Linked DNA regions of Homo sapiens: region 2 is linked to region 1. A link is an interaction called in ENCODE POLR2A ChIA-PET data of the cell type or tissue named here. Cell type or tissue: Panc1. All regions are shown on one strand.

Region 1 (5,000 bases):
ACACACGGAGGGAAGGCAGTGTGAAGACCCAGGAGGATGCCCCGCGGTGCCAGCAGCCAAGATGGTCATGACGTGCCACGAACCCCAGGATGCCGAGGACAGCTGACGATCACCAGAAGCTAGAGAGAAGCAAGGAAGGGTCCTCCTCTTCAGCCTTCAGGGAGAGCTGGGTCTGCTGACACCTGGATTTTGGACTTAGGGCCTCCAGAACTGTGAGAGAATAAATTTCTGTTGTGTCAAGCCGCCCAGTTGTTTGTTTGTTTTTTGAGACGGAGTCTCGCTCTGTCATCCAGGCTGGAGTACAATGGCGCAGTCTCGGCTTACTGCAACCTCCACCTCCCGGGTTCAAGCAATTCTCCTGCCTCAGCCTCTGGAGTAGCTGGGATTACAGGTGCCTGCCACCATGCCTGGCTAATTTTTGTATTTTTAGTAGAGACGGGGTTTCACCACATTGGCCAGGCTGGTCTTGAACTGCTGACCTCGTGATCCACCCGCCTCAGCCTCCCAAAGTGCTAGGATTACAGGTGTGAGCCACCGCACCCGGCCAAGCCACCCAGTTTATGGTCATTTATTACAGCAGCCCTAGAAAACTAAGACACTCTTCAACAAAATTAGGTATCAGGGTGTCCCCATGGATCCCAAACTACAAGTGGGTGGGACCAAACCACAGACAGAATAACACCTGTATGGGGTTAGTGGCCAAGCAGGAGGTAACAGAGGAAAGAGGGAAACTCCAACAGTGCTATGACCAGAGGACCCAGAAAATAGCCTCAAAAGTAAGTAAAGGTCTCCCATAGCGAGAAGTGGGGCAGAGTTTTAATGGCTCCCGTCTGAGATTGAGTGCAAAGAGACTTAAAGGAGGGTGCAGGGGAGGCCGAGGCTGCAAGGCTGTCAGAAATACGTAATGAAACATCCAGGAGGGTGCAGGGGAGGCCCAAGGCTGCAAAACTCTCAGAAATACGTAACAAAACTTCCTTCCAGAGGAACAGCGCCCCCCACTAAGGACAAAACAGGGAAAGCATCCACATTGAACTGGGCAGGAACAGCGAAGGGAAAGGTCCTGGGGAAAGGCGTCCAGAAGAGGTGGAGGTCAAAAAACACTGCAGAAGCAGCTACACAGAGCCTGCAGTTTCTAATACCGCGTGGCAGCAGTAGAGGAGGGGGCCTTGAGGCTGGCCTGTCACCATTGCAAACACAAGAGCCTGTTCTTAAAAATGAGCAACAGGCTGGCCATGGTGGCTCACGTCTGTAATCCAGGCACTTTGGGAGGCCAAGACGGACAGATCACCTGAGGTCAGGAGCTTGTGACCAGCCTGGGCAACATGGAGAAACCCCGTCTCTACTAAGAATACAAAAATTAGCAAGGCATGGTGACACATGCCTGTAGTCCCAGCTACTTGGGAGTCTGAAGCAGGAGAATTGCTTGAACTCAGGAGGCAGAGGTTGCAGTGAGCCAAGATTGCGCCACTGCACTCCAGCCAAGGTGACAGAGCAAGACACCATCTCAAAAAAAGAAAAAAAGAAGCAAAAAAGAGTGTTGTTTAACATCATACAAAGATAGGTAAGAAAAAAGAAGGCCAGGCACGGTGGCTCACGCCTGTAATCCCAGCACTTTGGGAGGCCGAGGAAGGTGGATCACAAGGTCAGGAGATGAAGACCATCCTGGCCAACACAGTGTCTCTACTAAAAATACCAAAAATTAGCCCCGTGTGGTGGCGGCGCCTGTAATCCTGCTACTCGAGAGGCTGAGGCAGGAGAATCACTTGAACCTGGGAGGTGGAGGTTGCAGTAAGCCGAGATTGTGCCACTGCGCTCCAGCCTGGGTGACAAGAGTGAGACTCTGTCTCAAAAAAAAAAAAAAAGAAAAAAGAAGATGATCTGAATAGCATTGCAGCAGTGAAGGTGCTCCAGACACACAGGCCCACCCAGCAGGAAACACTGTTCCATAATATTTCATAACAAGATAAAAGATACTCAGAAGATGACGGAAGCTGTGAAAGAACAGCATAAATCAGAAATAGAAAAGCCCAGGCCAGGCTCAGCGGCTCACAACTGTAATCCCACCTACTTGGGAGGCTGAGGCATGAGAATCACCTGAACCTGGGTGGTGGAGGTTGCAGTGAGCCAAGATCGTGCCACTGCACTCCAGCCTGGGCGATAGAGCAAGACTCAGTCTAAAAAAAAAAAAGCCCAGAAATGTGGTAATCAGACAAAAGGAGGTTGTAAAAAATTGCCTGTGGAGCTCAGAAATGAATTATAAGGAAAAAACAATGTTTTTAATGAAGACTAAACTATAAGAAGTGTACAAGTGAGTAGACACCATGGAAAGTGCAGTATTTGGAAACAGATGACAGAAAAGAAAAAAGCAAACAGAGATGAAAAGGCGTTCTGACAAATTGAATATGGCAAAGAAGACTGAACTTACATACAGCTGATGAAGAGGCATTTTGACTTGGGCCAGGCGCGGTGGCTCATGCCTATAATCCCAGCACTTTGGGAGGCTGAGGAGGGTGGATCACCTGAGGTCAGGAGTTCGAGACCAGCCTGACCAACATGGTGAAACCCTGTCTCTATTAAAAATACAAAAATTAGCCAGGCGTGGTGTCAGGTGCCTGTAATCTCAGCTACTCGGGAGACTGAGGCAGGAGAATTGCTTGAACCCGGGAGGCGGAGGTTGTGGTGAGCTGAGATCGTGCCACTGCACTCCATCCTGGGGGACAAGAGCAAAACTCCATCTCAAAAAAAAAAAGAAAGGAAAGGCGTTCTGACAATTGAATATAGGCAAAGAAGATCCAACTTACACACAGCTGGAGTCCCTGTTTCCATCATCTGTTGCTGCGTGACAGATCTCCCCAAACTTGAGGTCCCCATTCATCACCCCTTGTGTTTCTGTGGGTTGGCTGCGTGATTCTGCTTTTCTGACCGAGGTGCCCTCAGGTGGTCACAGCCCCGTAACATCTAGAAACCTCTGATGGTCCGCGTGGCCTTCCATGTCCGGCAGTTCATCCCAACTGTCAGCTGGGGCTCCTTAGTTCTCCTGCATGTGTGTCATCCAGGAGGCCTAGCATGTGCCTGTAGTCCCAGCTCCTTGGAAGGCTGAGGCTGGAGGATCACTTGAGCCCAGGAGTTGGGTGCTGCAGCGAGCCATGATCATGCCAGCACGCTCCAGCCTGGGCAACAGAGTGAGACCCCATCTGTTAAAAAAAAGAGAGAGGCCGGGCACAGTGGCTCACACCTGTAATCCCAGCATTTTGGAAGGCCGAGGGGCAGATTACCTGAGGTCAGGAGTTCGAGACCAGCCTGGCCAACATGGTGAAACCCCGTCTCTACTAAAAATACAAAAATTAGCTGGGCATCGGGGCGGGCGCCTGTAATCCCAGCTACTCGGGAGGCTGGGGCAGGAGAATCGCTTGAACCCGGGAGGCAGAGGTTGCAACGAGCCAAGATCACGCCACTCCACTCCAGCCTGGGCGAGAGAGCGAGACTCCATCTCAAAAAAAAAAAAAAAAGAGAGAAAGACAAGGAAGTGGGGAGGAGAATAAGGGGGAAGGGACCCCATGAGTACAGACCAGGAACGAATGAGTTCTGCACCCCTCTCTCACCTCCCCCAGGTGCTGACCCCAACCCTTCAGAGCCCTGCTCCCCCTGCCCCGGCTCCTCCTGCCCCGTCCCCCATGCCTTGCCATTCTCCTTCAGCCTGGCTGCCCTGTCCCCCATGCCTTGCTGGTGCCCCTCAGCCTGGCTGCCTTGCTGGGCCGCCGTGCATGAAGAGCTGCTTCTTGGTGGCTCCCTGCTGGCCGGACCCGTCCCTCCCAAGCTGAGCCACCAGCGCGTTGAGTAGCAGCCCTGTTTCATAGCATATCTCCCCTTCTGTGCAAAATAGTCACTGGAACGGGGAGTTTCATTTGGCATAACGTAAAGTACACATTCCGGATTTAAGGTTCCCAGGAGAAATAGAAGTAGCAACTCCCACAGTCTCCACAGGCTGAAAGGGAAGGCGTCTCCCTGCTGTGGACTTGCCACATCGTGCTCCAGCAGCCACTTCTTCCTAACCCCTCCCTGTTTACCCCCCAGATTTTTCCTCTGTTCCGTGCGCTAGGTGCAAACGGCCTCCTCATTGAGTATGAAGACATGTTTCCCTACGAGGGCCCTCTGAGGCTGCTGAGGGCCAAGTACGCCTACAGGTAACACTGCCCGTGGCAGGTACAGGGGCGCGGCGTGAAAGCGGGGAAGGGGGGGTTCCGCAGGGCAGGAGGAGCAGCAACCTGGAGGTGCGGGTGGCACAGTCAGGAACTGAACAGTGGTGGGTACATTCCTTTTTTGTCTTTTTAAATTCATCTCTTTAATTGTATGAAAACAAAGTTTCATTTCAAACATTCACTGGAGAGAATTTTGAAACATTTAAAGGGAAAGTAAGCATCAGCAGCGCCCCCTACAGGGAAGAGCTGCAGTTCCTGTCTCTGTCCTGCAGGCGTTTCTTCTGTTGATGGGAGAAGGCTGGACTACAGAAGGTTAGAGAAGGTTAGAGAAGGTTAGAGAAGGCCAGAGAAGGAAGGCCAGAGAAGGCTGGGCTAGAGAAGGCTAGAGAAAGCTGGAGAAGGCTAGAGAAGGCTGGAGAAGGCTGGAGAAGGCTGGACTACAGAAGGTTAGAGAAGGCCAGAGAAGGCTGGGCTAGAGAAGGCCGGAGAAGGCTGGAGGAGGCTAGAGAAGGCTGGAGGAGGCTGGAGGAGGCCAGAGAAGGCTGGAGAAGGCTGGAGAAGGCTGGAGGAGGCTGGGCTAGAGAAGGCCGGAGGAGGCTGGAGGAGGCCAGAGAAGGCTGGAGAAGGCTGGAGGAGGCTAGAGAAGGCTGGAGGAGGCTGGAGGAGGCCGGAGAAGGCTGGAGGAGGCTGGAGGAGGCTGGGCTAGAGAAGGCCGGAGGAGGCTAGAGAAGGCTGGAGAAGGCTGGAGAAGGCTGGGCTAGAGGTTAGAGAAGGCTAGATAAGGTTAGAGAAGGCCAGAGA
Region 2 (5,000 bases), 110 kb after region 1:
TGTTCTTTGTCCTGTGAAGGGCATTGGAGTACGACACCGGGGTGAGTCTGCCTCCTTCCCCTCCCTGGGACGTATGACAGTGTCTGGAGGCACATTTGGTTGGCATAGACTGGGAGGACGGGTGCTACTGGCATCTAGTGGACAGAGGCCAGGGATGCCACTGAAAAATCTTACAACGCACAGGACGCAGGAGGGGAGAGCCGCCTGTTGCGTAGCAACCTGGCAGCTGATAATATAATAAAAGTTGGTTATGACTCTTGGTCCTACTGGTGGTAAGTTTTAATAATTTTTTTTACAGATGATTCCTGCTTAAAACCTTTATGCTACCAAAGCATCTGTTCAAATTATACTTGAAAGCGCCTTTTTTTTTTTTTTTTTTTTTTGAGACAGGGTCTTGCTCTGTTTCCCAGGCTGAAGTGCAGTGGTGTGATCTTGGCTCATTGCAGTGTCCACCTCCCGGGTTCAAGCGATTCTCCTGCCTCAGCCTCCTGAGTAGCTGGAATTACAGGCACGTGCCACCACGCCGGCTAATTTTTTTTTTTTTTTTTTCAAGATGGAGTTCTGCTCTGTCGTCCAGGCTGGAATGCAGTGGCACGATCTTGGCTCACTGCAACCTCCGCCTCCCAGGTTCAAGTGATTCTCCTGCCTTAGCCTCCTGAGTACCTGGGATTACAGGCGCGTGCCCACTCCCAGCTAATTTTTGTATTTTTAATAGACAGGGTTTCACCATGTTGGCCAGGCTGATCTCGGACTCCTGACCTCAGGTGATCCGCTTGCCTCGGCCTCCCAAAGTGCTGGGATTACAGGCGTGAGCCATGGCGCCCCACCTGAAAGTGCCTTTTGTAAAACAGAGCCTGGAGGTTGAGACTCATTGCGGAGTCACTAGATAACTCCTCCCTTTGCAGCTTTGAAAGGACACTCTCGGAATGCAGTTCTGTCTTGCTATCCCTGGTTGTAAGAAGATACAACTAGGTCCCTTAAGGCAGTAGTAGCCTAACATTGTTACGTTTGTAATGTGTTCTCTTAGTCGTATTTATTGACTTAATTAGGCTGATACAGATATTCTGAGAACTAGGAATACCTTAGTTACATTGATACAGATATTCTGAGAACGTTTATCTTTAGTGGGAAAAAAGACAATGAGCTGTAGCTGAATTGTTCCAGTTTTTTGTGTTCCTGGTTCCACTGGAGAATGAACTGATGATGTGACGTCATTGTTAGCACAGCCACGCTGGGAAAGATGGCTCTCAAGGTGCTGTTTTTAATGGTGTTTAGTCATTAATAATTGGCAGTAAGAAAACTCATCTTTTGACTTTCATTTGGACAGATGGAATATAGAAAACCTGAAATAGGCCGGGCACGTTGGGTCACGCCTGTCATCCCAGCACTTTGGGTGGCTGAGGCAGGCGGATCTCCTGAGATCGGGAGTTCGAGACCAGCCTGACCAACATGGAGAAACCCTGTGTCTACTAAAAATACAAAATTAGCTGGGTGTGGTGGCGCATGCCTCTAATACCAGCTACTCGGGAGGCTAAGGCAGGAGAATCACTTGAACTCCAGCCTGGGCAACAAGAGTGAAACTCCATCTAAAAAAAAAAAAAAAAAAAAAGAGAGAGAAAACCCGAAATAAGGAAATTTAAAACTACTGATGTGTTTTTTTTTTTTTTTTTTGAGACAGAGTCTCGCTCTGTCACCCAGGCTGGAGTGCAGTGGCGCCATCTCAGCTCACTGCAACGTCCTCCTCCCGGGTTCAAACAATTCTCCTGCCTCAGTCTCCCGAGTAGCTGGGATTACAGGCGCCACCACCACGCTCTGCTAATTTTTGTATTTTTAGTAGAGACGGGGTTTCACCATGTGGGCCAGGCTGGTCTCAAACTCCTGACTGCAGGTGATTCCCCTGTCTTGGCCTCCCAAAGTGTTGGGATCACAGGCCAAAGTGTGAGTCACTGTGCCCGGTCTACTGTTGTGTTTTCAAAGTGGCTTTTTTGGTCTTGTATTTTTCAGAATACGATAGCATTTTGAGTATATAGAGAATGTTTTAAAAATTCTGTGTTTTTGCCATTTCTGAGCTGTTGGAGGATGTTAGGATAATGAACATCATTTTGATAGCCATTTGAGCTGGGTGGAAGAAGATGTGGTTTAAATATAAAATGTCTGTTCTGGGTCCTCCTTGAGGACCTGTTCCCACTTTGCCAAGCTTCCCCCTGGACTTGTCCACACGTGATTAAACACAGCTGAAATCCTGTACACTTGAGTGAACTGCATGTAAGTGTTCTGTGGGCTGGGCTGATTCATCTTTACATTGTACACTTCCTGGGGTTGTAGCCTTTGACCCCTGGGTGACCTCCTCCAGGAATTCTGGGTACTCGATAGGACTCAAATGTTTATTGCTGAATTGGTTGGATGTGGGCTTCTGAGTTTGGATTGGGTGACTACTGTACCATAGGAAACCATGTAAAACAGTTATAAATGTAAGTCAGATTAAATTCACTTCTGATTCTACAGTTGCTCCCACTTTTTTTTGTTTTTGTTGATGGTAGACTCCCCAAAGTGACTTTTTTGGCCTTGTACAGTCATGCATCACTTAACTGTGGAAATCATTCTGAGAAATGCATTGTTAGGTGATTTCATTGTTGTGCGAACATCATAGAGCATACTTGTACAAGCCTAGATGACACAGCCTGCTGCACACCCAGGCTGTGTGTATATCCTGTTGCGCCTACAGCCACATGCTGCACAAACTTAAGCAACATGTGACTGTATTGAATGCTGTAACATGGTGTTTGTGTATCTAAACATATTAAAACATAGAAAAGGCACAGTAAAAATAAGGTACAAAAGATAAAGGTACAGCTCTCTAGAGCACTTAGTGTCAGCAGAGCTTGCAGGACGGGGTGAGTCAGTGAGTAAATGGTGAGTGAATGTGAAGGCCTAGGACGTGACTGTACACCGCTGTCAACTTCATAAACACTGGACATTTAGGCTATACTTTATTTATTTGAGAAGGAGTTTCGCTTTTGTCGCCCAGGCTGCAGTGCAATGGCGTGATCTTGGCTCACTGCAACGTCTGCCTCCCAGGTTCAAGCAGTTCTCCTGCCTCAGCTTCCCGAGTAGCTGGGATTACAGGCTCACGCCGCCACGCCCGGCTAATTATTTTATTTTATTTTATTTTAGTAGAGATGGGGTTTCACCATGTTGTCCAGGCTGGTCTTGAACTCCTGAGCTCAGGTAAACACCTACCTTGGCCTCCCTAAGTGCTAGGATTATAGGCGTGAGCCACTGTGCCCATCTTATTTATTTTTTTGAGATGGAGTTTCGCTCTTGTTGCCTAGGCTGCAGTGCAATGGCGCGTTCTCGGCTCACTGCAGCCTCCGCCTCCTTGGTTCAAGCAATTCTCCTGCCTCAGCTTTCCGAGTAGCTGGGATTACCAGCACCCGAGACCAGCCCAGCTAGTTTTTGCATTTTTAGTGGAGACGGGGTTTCACCATGTTGGCCAGGCTGGTCTTGAACTCCTGACCTCAGGTGATCCACCCACCTCGGCCTCCCAAAGTGCTGGGATTACAGGCGTGAGCCACTGCGCCTGGCCTAAATGTATTTAAAAAGAGTTTTCTTGTCAGGTAAAAGAAAAAAATTGTAAATAATTTATTAGTCTTAACATACTATAATTTTTTTTTACTTTATAAACTAATACTTAGTTTAAAACACACATTGTGCAGACATAAAAAAATATTTTTGTTGTTTTTTTCTGAGACTACGTCTCACTGTGTGGCCCAAGCTGGAGTGCAATGGTGTGATTGTGGCTCACTGCAACCTCTGCCTCCCGGGTTCGAGTGATTCTCCTGCTTCAGCCTCCCGAGTAGCCACCTCACCTGGCTAATTTTTGTATTTTTAGTAGAGATGGGGTTTTGCCGTGTTGACCAGGCTGGTCTCGAACTCCTGACCTGAGGTGATCTGCCTGCTTTGGCCTCCCAAAGTGCTGGGATTACAGGTGTGAGCCACCGCGCCTGACCACAAAAATATTTTTGTATTCTTATTTGATAAGCTTTTTTCTGTTTGTAAAATTATTATTTTTTTCTTTTTAAACTTTTTTTGTTTAAAAACTAAGACTGAAACACACACTAGCCTAGCCCTACATAGGGTCAGGACCAGCAGTATCACTGTCTTCTACCTCCACATCTTGTTCCACTCCAAAGTTCTTAGGGGAAGTAACGTGCATGGAGCTGTCACCTCCGGTGATAACGGCTTCTTCTGGATACTTCCTGAAGGACCTACCTGGGGCTGTTGTATAGTTAACTTTTTAAAAATAAGTAGAAGCAGTATACTCTAAATTAACGATAAAATGTATAGTGCTGCCGGGCGTGGTGGCTCACGCCTGTAATCCCAGCACTTTGGGAGGCCAGGCGGGTGGATCACCTGAGGTCAGGAGTTTGAGACCAGCCTGGCCAACATGGTGAAACCCTGTCTCTACTAAAAATGCAAAAAATTAGCCAGGCATGGTAGCACACGCCTGTAATCCCAGCTACTCGGGAGGCTGAGGCAGGAGAATTGCTTGAACCCAGGAGGCAGAGGTTGTAGTGAGCCGAGACCGTGCCACTGCACTCCAGCCTGGGTGATGGAGTGAGACTTTGTCTCAAAAAAAAAAAGTATAGTGCAGTGAATACATAACCAGTAACTGTCATTTATTATTATTAAGTATTACATATTGTACGCGATCGTATGTGCTGTACTTTCATACGGCTGTTCGCGTAGTAGGTTCGTTGACACCAGCATCACCCCAGACTCATGAGTAATTCATTGCACTATGACATCACAATGGCTAGGAATAGGAATTTTTCAGCTCCATCATAATCTTAACGGGACCCTCATATATGCGGCCCATCATTGACTTGAAACGACGTGAATTTTGTTAGCCGGGCATGGTGGTGCCCAGCTGTAGGTTAGCCGGGCGTGGTGACGCACAGCTGTAGGTTAGCTGGGCCTGGCACAGCTAGGTTAGCTGG

What was found. Peaks named below come from ENCODE experiments on the same cell type or tissue, not always from the same donor. Only the 100,000 strongest peaks of a DNase experiment are listed, where the experiment ranks them.
Region 2: POLR2A ChIA-PET joins it to region 1 with 11 read pairs; 10 of 35 experiments call an interaction of 5 or more read pairs at or near these places.

The regions. Positions count from the first base shown.
Region 1 is chr17:82,420,320-82,425,319 of GRCh38, forward strand. It overlaps HEXD (hexosaminidase D), which reads left to right. Exons shown (of 13, transcript NM_001330542.2): 3 at 4,075-4,184. Among named protein-coding and RNA genes, the nearest start is that of HEXD-IT1, 2.5 kb to the right of the region's middle. RefSeq lists an enhancer at 3,664-4,499. In Panc1, a CTCF peak has its summit at 4,425 (motif pointing left); no DNase peak of the experiment used is centred here.
Region 2 is chr17:82,528,858-82,533,857 of GRCh38, forward strand. The region is part of intron 1 of FOXK2 (forkhead box K2); the gene reads left to right. Among named protein-coding and RNA genes, the nearest start is that of FOXK2, 12 kb to the left of the region's middle. In Panc1, a CTCF peak has its summit at 138 (motif pointing left); DNase peaks (open chromatin) are centred at 134, 2,380, 2,814 and 2,844; H3K4me3 peaks cover 1,037 bases; H3K27ac peaks cover 2,392 bases.